Linked DNA regions of Homo sapiens: region 1 is linked to region 2. Evidence: chromatin loops called from intact Hi-C (ENCODE). Cell type or tissue: K562. All regions are shown on one strand. Region 1 has its middle 4.2 kb from the start of COL1A1. Region 2 has its middle 9.8 kb from the start of TMEM92-AS1.

What was found. Hi-C counts contacts between places; a loop is a spot of excess contacts. Peaks named below come from ENCODE experiments on the same cell type or tissue, not always from the same donor. Only the 100,000 strongest peaks of a DNase experiment are listed, where the experiment ranks them.
Region 1: it touches region 2 in a loop (9-fold over the local background); 86 of 110 quality-filtered maps call a loop at or near these places.

Annotation. Positions count from the first base shown.
Region 1 is chr17:50,203,341-50,208,340 of GRCh38, reverse strand. No RefSeq gene overlaps it. Among named protein-coding and RNA genes, the nearest start is that of COL1A1, 4.2 kb to the right of the region's middle. RefSeq lists an enhancer at 2,116-2,617. In K562, no CTCF peak of the experiment used is centred here; DNase peaks (open chromatin) are centred at 1,180 and 2,703; H3K27me3 peaks cover 868 bases.
Region 2 is chr17:50,295,180-50,300,179 of GRCh38, reverse strand. No RefSeq gene overlaps it. Among named protein-coding and RNA genes, the nearest start is that of TMEM92-AS1, 9.8 kb to the right of the region's middle. In K562, a CTCF peak has its summit at 2,617; a DNase peak (open chromatin) is centred at 2,639; H3K27me3 peaks cover 638 bases.

The sequences.
Region 1 (5,000 bases), 92 kb after region 2:
CCGGGATCATCCCTGTTCCTCACCAACCCCACCCCACATCCAATCCAACCCCAGCACCTGTAAATTTTGCTTCCCAAAGGGCTCTCAAGCCCATCCTCTTCTCTCTGTCTCCATTCCCACCTACCGGATCCAAGCCCCTCACCTGGGCAAGTATAGCAGCCTCTCAGCTGCTCCTCCACCTTTGACCACAGCCCTCCTCCCGCAGGTACCTACTCCATGGAGTGCCCATGGCTTTCTTTTACAAATGCAGACCTGATTGTGACCCTCCCCTGCGTCAGGCCCTCTGCTGGGGCCCATAGCTGAAAGGAGGCAAACTACACCTGTGATGGGGCTTCTCTGGCCCGCCCAGCCTTTGCCTGTGGTGCTCCAGCCACACTGGCCTTCCCTGAATTCCTTGGGCATCCAGCACTCGCCATGCCCCCTCCTGCCTTTGCATATGTGGTCCCATCACTATCCACCCTGCCTCCTATCCTTTTCCCATCAGCCTACCCAGGGAAGCCTTCCTAGGGCTCCAGGACTAGAGCAGACCCTCTGCCATGTCTGCCCATTCAAAGCTCTGCATTCTTCTTCTTAGTAACCTTAATGGTTGCACCTCCACGTTTATTCATGTGATTTCATTGCTGTCTGTGTCTTTACCAGACACAAACTCCATCAGGCAGACACAGGGTCTGTGCTGCTCACCATTGAATGCCCAGTACCCAGCAAAGTGCCTGGCACGTGACTATTGTTGCATGAATTTATCAGCAAATGAATGTAGCTCCTTAGCAAAATGGGGTGGGGGTGGCTTTTGGGAAGAAGGCAAGGTCATGTTATCCATACAGGATCCTTTCTGTGTCCGAGCCAGACTGTCCAAAGGGGCCCCTGCCAGGACCCCTGCCCAACACCCCGCCCTGAAACTCCAGAATCTCAAGTTTGCCAGGAGGAAGAACTCGTGGCTGGGGCAGAAGCAGAAGACAGAAGACATCGGTGGCCAAAACTTCCCTGGGGTGGGGGTTGTGGGGGGTGGGTATCAAGGAAGGAGATCAAGATCTGGAAGGTACCTCTGCCCAACAGAGGCTTCTCCTCAGCACCCCCCTTCTTTTATTTAAATTCAGGATTCAAAGGAACCCTGGCATTTATCTCCCAAACACAACACGGCAACCAGACATCTGGCTGTGATGCGAGCCCTGCACCACCCGCCCCCCGGCCACGCCCCCTATGGCTGCTGCCCTTTCTCCCCTGGAGCAGCTCACGAAGGCTGCACGCCCGCCTACAGCATGAGGAGACCCGGCAGAGCGCCATACCCCAGGATGGGCACCAGAGAACCGGGGACTGGGGAAGAGGAGATACCGGAAGAGAATAAGAGAGGAAAAGAGGGAGGGGGAAAAAAGTATGTGGGTGGAGAGGTGGGACAACGGGTCAGAGACCGAGGAAAGAAAAGGAAAGGAAAAAAAAAACTAAGAAAAGGAAGAAAAACGCATGAAGAGAAAAATTTGAAGGGAGAGAGGTTGGGGGTGGGGGAGAGAAAAGGTAAATGAATAGAAGAAAGAAAGGAAGAAAGGAATGGAGAAAAGCAAATGGGATAAAATAGGCACGGAATTGAACCAACCCAGAAAGGTGTAAATATTCAATCAATTCATGGGGCCAACTTTCTCTTTTTTTTTTCTTTTCTCTTTCTTTCTTTCTTTCTTTTTTTTTTTTTGAGAGAGAGAGTTTCGCTTTTTTGCCCAGGCTGGAGTGCAATGGTGTGATCTCGGTTCACTGCAACCCCCGCCTCCTGGGTTCAAGTGATTCTCCTGCCTCAGCCTCCCAAGTAGCTGGTACTACAGGCCCATGCCGCCATGCCGGGCTAATTTTTGTATTTTTAGTAGAGATGGAGTTTCACCATGTTGGCTAGGCTGGGGTCTCAAACTCTCGACCTCAGGTGATCCGACTGCCTCAGCCTCCCAAAATGTTGGGATTACAGGTGTGAGCCACCGCGCCCTGCCAAGCCAACTTTTAAGAAGAACTACACTGCCTCCAGACATCAGGAGCAGGGAGGGATATGACAGAAAAGCTGCCAGCTACCCAGCTGGGAGCTCACTCCAGCAGGAAAGATGGGGCTGACCCCTCACTTCTGACTACCAGAGAGCAGCAGTGAGAACTGGGGTCCCCTAACTCAACAACATCCCCCATCCAGTGCATTATTCTCAGCTGGGGCCTGGCTGGGACCTGGTGGGGTGGCTGGAGAGGGCTTGGGAGCTGGGGCCATGACAGACCTCGTGTCACCTGGGGCCATACCCCCAGCCCTTCTCTCTCCAGCTCCCAAGTTCTCCTCCTAGGACTGGGGTGGGGGTGGTGGAGGCAGCGGTCAGAGAATGGGGTGGGATCCGTCCAGGACTAGAAAACAAAGTTCATCTTCAAGAGCCTGGAATGAGGGCTTGTTCTAGGGGAGAATGAGGGGGAGGCTGGGCCTGGCTATGGACATTTGAGGGCTCGGGTCACCTGGAAAGAAAAGGAAAGGGGGAAGGAGAGCAAAAGAGGCAAATGAGATCCAGAAAAGGAGCTCTGGAGACAGAGGGGGATGGAGAAAGCAGCGAAGAAACTTGGAAGACAGAGGAGGGATGCAGGGGCCTGAAAGGAACGCAGGATCCGGGCTGGGAAGAAAGAGAAAGAGCAGGGGACAGATGCCTCTCTAGACTCCTGCCACAGCCAGACTCCTCCTCCCAGTCGCTGCCCTCTGACCTTGCTTCCTGGCCTCCCACACACTCCTTAGCCCACTCCAGTCCGGCTTCCTTGTCCATCTCTCCACCACAGCAGCTCACGCTGCGGGGATCAGTCACCACCATTCTGCTAAGTCCAGGGAACATTTTACTCCTTACCATACTAGTTCTCTCTGCAGCATATAACTCTCCTTCCTTCTAGTACCATCTCTTTCCTCTGCACTCATGACCCCCCAATCCCTCTCACCCAGCCCTCCTTCTCTGGCCACTCTTGCCCTATCTCCTCCTCCTCCACCCAGCCCTTACACCCTGAGGGTCCCCGAGGCTCAGTGCCAGCCCCTCCACACTCCCTCCCTCCATGCTTTCTCTGAGACAACACCATCCACAACCCCAGCTTCAGTTACCATCATCCTGGGACCCACATTTGTCTCTCCTCTGAACTCCTGACCCAAGTGCCCAAGGGTTTCCTCCGTATTTCTAATTGGATGTCTCACAGGCTTCAAACACTCAGCATGGACAAAACCTACTTCATCATCTTCCCCCTAACCCTGGAAAGGAAGGAAGGAGGGAGGAAGGGAGAGAGGGAAATCCTAGGAGGCTGGAGGACTTGGGTTTGGGGCTAAGGCATAGAAGAGCAGAGCTGTACCTGGAAGCTGAGGAACCTAGCAAAGGGCTCCGACTGTGCAATGCTAAAGCGAGGGAAGAAGAAGGGCCTGCACACACCCGGGGTCTATCCCCAGACTCTGCTCCAGGCTCCCTCAACAGGAACTGTGCAGGGCTCCATGATAGAGACTCATGGAGAGCTTCATCCTGGGGTCTTCACTGCACCCCCACTCTTAGACCCCGCCCTTCTGTCTCCTCAGACCCTCTCCTAGGAACCCCCTCTTTATCATCAGTCTAGGGCTAGAGGTGGGAGCAGAGAAGCGTTCTGGAGAATTGGAGTTGGGGGAAGAGCAACAGAACCTCAACTGGGGGCTGCAGCAGCTGGAAAGGGTGACCCCGATGTGCAGGGCAGGGGTGCATGCCCCCCACCAGGTGCACAACACCTGGGCTACCTCTTCCAGGTGTGTTCTCCTCCTTTGTCCCATACCATGGAGTCCAGATGGGGCACCTGAGGAGCTCTGAGGGTGGGGGCCTTTTCCCTCCTTCTTTGGTGTTGGAGGGGGGCACTTGGGGAAATTTGGAGAAGGAGAGAACTCAAGCTCAGCACTTTCCTCTTTCTGTTTTTCTTCTTAAGGAATTTTTTTTCCCTAACTGCTGATGACTTTACCATTTCTTGGGGGTGTGGGGAGGAGATTTTGGCTTTTGCTCCCCCCCACTTTAAGTGCCGGACAAAGTCTTACATTCCACAAGAAGCCAGAGCTTCAGAGTTTCCTAAAGATGAGGTGGCGTCTCCTCCTCTCACAGGCACAAGCTCCCTCCTCCTCCCACCCCCCATCCCCCCAGTCTGCAGCCCTCAATCCTGGCCAGGAAGGCCCAGCCAGGCTGGGAGGAGACCCCAAGCACATTCTTCCTCTCACTGTCATACTGCAGAAATTAAAGACACATCTTCAGCCTGGGCACCCGCCAAGCGTTTTAAGTCGAAGAGTGGCAGGGGAGGCCTTGAGCCTCAGCTCCATGCCACGTGTAAAGGATGCTTGGAAACTGTCTGCCTCGGCCCCTGGGAGGAAGGCCTGGAACTGGACATTGGGGTGGTGGCTGTCACACGCCAGGCACACAAAACTCCAAAGCCAGGGATCCCCAAATATCCTTCAGAACCCCAGGCCCATGATGTAGCAACCCCCAATTCACACCTTGGAGGTTTCAACTCTTCTTTAAGATGGGCGTGGGAAAGCCTGGATGGGAAACATATGGGGAGGGGCGGGGAGCTGCAGGCAGGAGCCCTTCTTACTACGAAAACCCAAGAAGCAAGGAAGTGGACAGGTCACTAACCCTCATACTACCAAGCCCTGCGGCACCCTGCCCTAGACCACCACTCTAAATGTCTGTTCCCTCCAAAAACAGGACCCCTGTCGCCTATTAGGGAGGGGTTCTCTTGGAACTGACCCACAGTAGGGGGCAGGACTTTGGTGGGTTCAAGAACTGCCATCTCAGCACCTCAGCCCCCTAGTCCTGCCCTGCAGTCGCTGGCACTAGGCGGGGGCAGACCCTGGGCCACAAGTTGCTGCCACATGGTCGGGATAATTGATGAAGGTCCATCCCTCCATTGCTGTCTCCAGCCCTGCCTCTCTGGAAACTCTATATTTTCCCTTTAATTATAGCCCCTGCAGTCTCCCTCTGCTGCCCCACCCGCACCGCTCATCCTGGCTGCCCACGGCC
Region 2 (5,000 bases):
TGAATTTGTGATAAATGTCTCCAAAGGAGAAAAGAAAGGGCACTAGAGGAGTGAATGCCAAGGGGATCCAGCCTCAGTGTTCCCAGGCCTCCCCAGGAGCTGACATTTCAGGCCAAGCCTAAACGCAGATAGGAATTACTGGGTGAGGGTGGAGGGAGGGGTGGAGTGGGTGAGCAGAGGAGAATTCCAGGCAGGGAAAAGGGGTGGGTGATGGTCATGAGGGCTCCTGAGTGACCCAAGCAGCTGCAGTTGCATGAGTCTCTACTAAAAATACAAAAACAAAAACAAAACAAACAAACAAAACAAATTAGCCAGGCGTGTTGTGGTGCACCTATGATCCCAGCTACTCAGGAGGCTGAGGCAGGAGAATCACTTGACCCAGGGAGCGGAGGTTGCAGTGAGACAAGATTGCAGCACTGCACTCCAGCCTGAGCGACAGAGCAAAGACTCCGTCTCAAAAAAAAAAAAAAAAAAAAGAGAAATCATATCCAAGGCTGGCCAGGTGTGGTGGCTCATGCCAGAAATCCCATCACTTTGGGAGGTGAAGGTGGGAGGATCACTTGAGCCCAGGGGTTCAAGACTAACCTAGACAACATAGTGAGACCCTCATCTCTACAAAATAAAAAAATATATATATACAATCTATATATGTATATATATTTATATGTGTGTGTATATGTACACACATGTATACATATAATATATATATGTACACACACACACACCCTGGTAGTCCCCGCTACTCGGGACCCTGAGATAGGATTGCTTGAGCCCAGGAGGTTGAATCTGCAGTGAGCTGTGATCATGCCACTGCGCTCCAGCCTGGGCAACAGAGCAAGATCCTGTCTCAGAAAAAAAAAAGAAGAGAAAGAAAAGGCGACAAGACAATATGGAGGATACACACATAATCTGATTTTTGTAAAAATGTTGTGGGCCAGGCACGGTGGCTCACACTTGTAATCCTAGTACTTTGGGAGGCCAAGGTGGGCAGATCATCTGAAGTCAGGAGTTCAAGACCAGCCTGGCCAACATGGAGAAACCCCGTCTCTACTAAAAATACAAAAATTAGCCGGGTGTGGTGGTGCATGCCTGTAATCCCAGCTACTTGGAAGGGTGAGGCAGGAGACTTGCTTGAACTCAGGAAGCAGAAGTTGCAGTGAGCTGAGATCACCCCACTGCATTCCAGCCTGGGCAACAGAGCGAGACTCCATCTAAAAAAAAAAAAAAGAAGTGTGTGTGTATAGAAAATGTCCAGAAGGATATTTACACAACACAATATTTATTGCTTTCTTCTTTAAATTATCCTATATTGTCTGATTTTTTTATAGTGAGCATGCAGAACTACTATAACCAAGAATAAACAATGCTGGCCAGGGGCAGTGGCTCACACCTGTAATCCCAGCACTTTGGGAGGCTGAGGTGGGCAAATCACCTGAGGTCAGGAGTTCAAGACCAGCCTGGCCAACATGGTGAAACCTCGTCTCTACTTAAAAAAAAAAAAATTAGCCAGGTGTGGTGGCGGGTGCCTGTATTCCCAGCTGCTTGGGAGGCTGAGGCAAGATAATCCCTTGAACCTGGGAGATGGAGGTTGCAGTAAGCAGAGATTGCACCACTGCAATCCACCCTGGGCAACAGAGCTCCATCTCAAAAAAAAAAAAAAAAAAAGGAATAAACAATACTGTGATTTCCACTTGGGGAAATAAAACTATCTTCATGTGCCCTCCTAAAAACATTGAGAGGCAGTGTGTTCTAAACCAGTCCCTCGCACTGGCTCTGACTGGCGTCCGGATTTCCTGGGGGATCTGGTAAAGTGCGGAGTCTGGGTCCGTAGGTTGCCAGCGGGGTCTGCAATCCTGTATTTCTAACAAGCTCCCAGCTGACCTGAGGCTGCTGGTCCAAGGACAACACTTTTGAGCGGTGCTATAAAGCAACCCTGGAATCAGGCCTCGGGGCCTGCCTTCGAATGTGACTTTGTCCCTAAGCCACATCCTGCCTTGGGAAGCAGTGTAGCTCTGCCTTGGGAAAAACACTCCACCACAGTGCAGGGCTCTTAGTTTCCTCTTTTGTAGAAGGTGAGACTAGAGCTGTAGTCGTTAAAACTCCCCGCTTTGTCATTGAGCCTTCTTGGCCACTAATGTGCCAGGAAACCAGCTTTTCTTTTTTTCTTTTTTTTTTTTTTTTTGAGACAGGGTCTCGATGTCACCCAGGCTAGAATGCAGTGGCTCAAACACAGCTCTGCAACCTCAACCTCCTGGACACAAGCGATCCTCCTGCCTCAGCCTTTCACATAGCTAGGATCAAAGGCACACACCACTATGCCTGGCTAATTTTTAGTAGAGATGGGGGGCTTGCTTTGTTGCCCAGGCTGGTCAACTACTGGGCTCAAGCGATCCTCCCACCTCATTCCCCCAAAGTGCTTGGGATTACAGGCGTGATCCACCATGCTCAGCCAGGAAACCAGCCTTTCAAGTCACTCCACCTGCCTTTTCATGAGAGGTGAGCCACTGGCCTCCCCAGGGTGGCCTTAGTTGCCCCAGGGGGCTGAGCCCCTGCTGCTCCCACCTGTGTGGGCCTCTGTCCCTCTGTGTCCCTGCAGTCCCTCTTGCCTCCAGGCGATGGCAGCAGAAGACAAGGAGTCCCAGAGGGCGGCCACCCACCGACTCCGGGTGACAGGTAGGCACTTGTAAACGTTTCCAGTGTCCATTAAATCAGTTACAAGATGAACCATACCAATTCAGATTCACATTCTTATTTCTTTAGGATTTCAACTCCAGCTTTTTTCTCCCCAAGAATTGAAGCCCTATGCTATATGGGAGAATTCAGGATAAAAAATACATCAGAGGCCAAGCATGGTGGCTCACGCCTGTAATCTCAACACTTTGAGAGGCTGAGGGGGGTGGAACATGAGGTCAAGAGATCGAGACCACCCTGGCCAACATGGTGAAACCCTGTCTCTACTAAAAATACAAAAATTAGCTGGGCTTGGTGGCGCACGCCTGTAGTCCCAACTACTCGGGAGGCTGAGGCAGGAGAATCACTTGAACCCAGGAGGTGGAGGTTGCAGTGAGCTGAGATCATGCCATTGCACTCCAGCCTGGTGACATAGCGGGACTCTGTCTCAAAAAAAAAAATTACATCAGAAACTATGCAAAGATTTTACCTGCCACCTGAGCTGACTCTCAGGTGCTAAATGTATAGTTTCAAGACAATGAAGGTCAAAGGGGAAGTACACTGGGCATTCAGGCCCAAGAAGGGAGGCAGTGGCTGCAGACTGAGCTGTCCTGAGAGTCAGACTTGGGCTGGGGGCTGAATGTTTATTTTGCATTCTATGCTCACATCCCTGTGGGGGTCTCACCTCATTTTCCATACATGGAAAGAGATTCAGTGAGGCTGGCACAGTGACCACTGTCACTCAGCTTGTTGAGTGGCAGAGCTGGGACTCTAAGCCTGAATTCTTTCCCCTACCCTTCTCCCTCCCCTGGGAGAAAATTTTCATTTTCTGACCCAGCTGCCCTACTCCTATTTACATTGAGATGGGTTTGTTTTTGTTTTTCTTGAGATTAAACTCAGAGTAGTTGAAAATGGCCTGAGACCACAGTGGTCAATAGTTTCCAGGACAGTTGTCCACAGACGGGTTTATGCTAAACCATATTAAAGGTGGAGGAAAACTGGAAACTTGAAATTCATTGAGGCCAAGATAAACTGATTCAAGTCCTGTTTGTCTTCTTTAATTTACTTGTTTTTGGACAGGGTTTCACTCTGTTGCCCAGGCTGGAGTGCGGTGGTGTGTTCTTGGCTCACTGCAACCTCTGCCTTCTAGGTTCAAGCAATCCTCCCACCTCAGCCTCTTGAGTAGCTGGGACTACAGGTGCACGCCACCATACTGGCTAATTTTTCTATTTTTTGTAGAGTTGACGTTTCACTATGTTGTCCAAGCTGGTCTTGAACTCCTGGGCTCAAGCAATCCATTCACCTCAGCCTCCCAAAGTGCTGGGATTACAGGTGTGAGCCACCGCACCAGGCCCTGTTTGACTTCTTACAATTTACTCCACTCCAGCCACACTGGCTTCCACATTCTTCCAACATACCAGACAAGCTGCTGCCTCTGGCTTCCATAGCTGCTGTTGCTCTGCCTAGATGTGTTTCCTCCATATCTTCAAGGGTCACTTCATCTACTGCCTTCAAGTCTTCTCTCAGACAACTAACTTTTCAAGGGGACTACCCTGACCTCCTGTTTACAACTGTATCCACTCTGCCTGCTACTCTTTTTGTTTCTTTTAAATTTTCACAAGGGCACTGTAATATATTTCCCGCACCTCTGATCTCCCTTGTTTTCCCCCATTTTTTTCTGTGGCACTCATCACCTTCTGACATACTATATAATTTGTTTATTATGCTTGTTAATTTATTTCTATGTTTACTATATTGTTTCGTTTTGTTTTGAGACAGAAGTCTCACTCTGTCATCCAAGCTGGAATGCAGTGGCATGATCTCGGCTCACTGAAACCTCTACCTCCCAGGTTCAAGTGATCGTACCACCTCAGCCTCCCAAGTAGCTGGGACCACAGACGCACCCCACCATGCCCGGTTACTTTTTTGTATTTTTGGTAGAGACAGGGTTTTGCCAGGTTGCCCAGGCTGGCCTCAAACTCCTGAACTCAAGCAATCTGCCTACCTTAGCCTCCCAAAGTGTGGGATTACTGGCCTCTACTATATTGTTATTGTTATTATATTTATTGTCTTGAATGCAGGCTCTGTGAAGACAGTATTTTTTTTTCTGTTTTATTCACTGTTGTATCCACAGAGCCTAAAACAGTGCCACATACTAGGAACTCAATAATAAATGAATGAATGAATGGATACATGAGTTAACTTGACGGTTACATGTCAAAATATGCAGGACCTATGACAGCAATATTACCCCATGGATAAATAAAATACACGTGGAATTCATACGTGAACATACAGCTGACATGTGGGGGACATGTGGCAGGCACTGG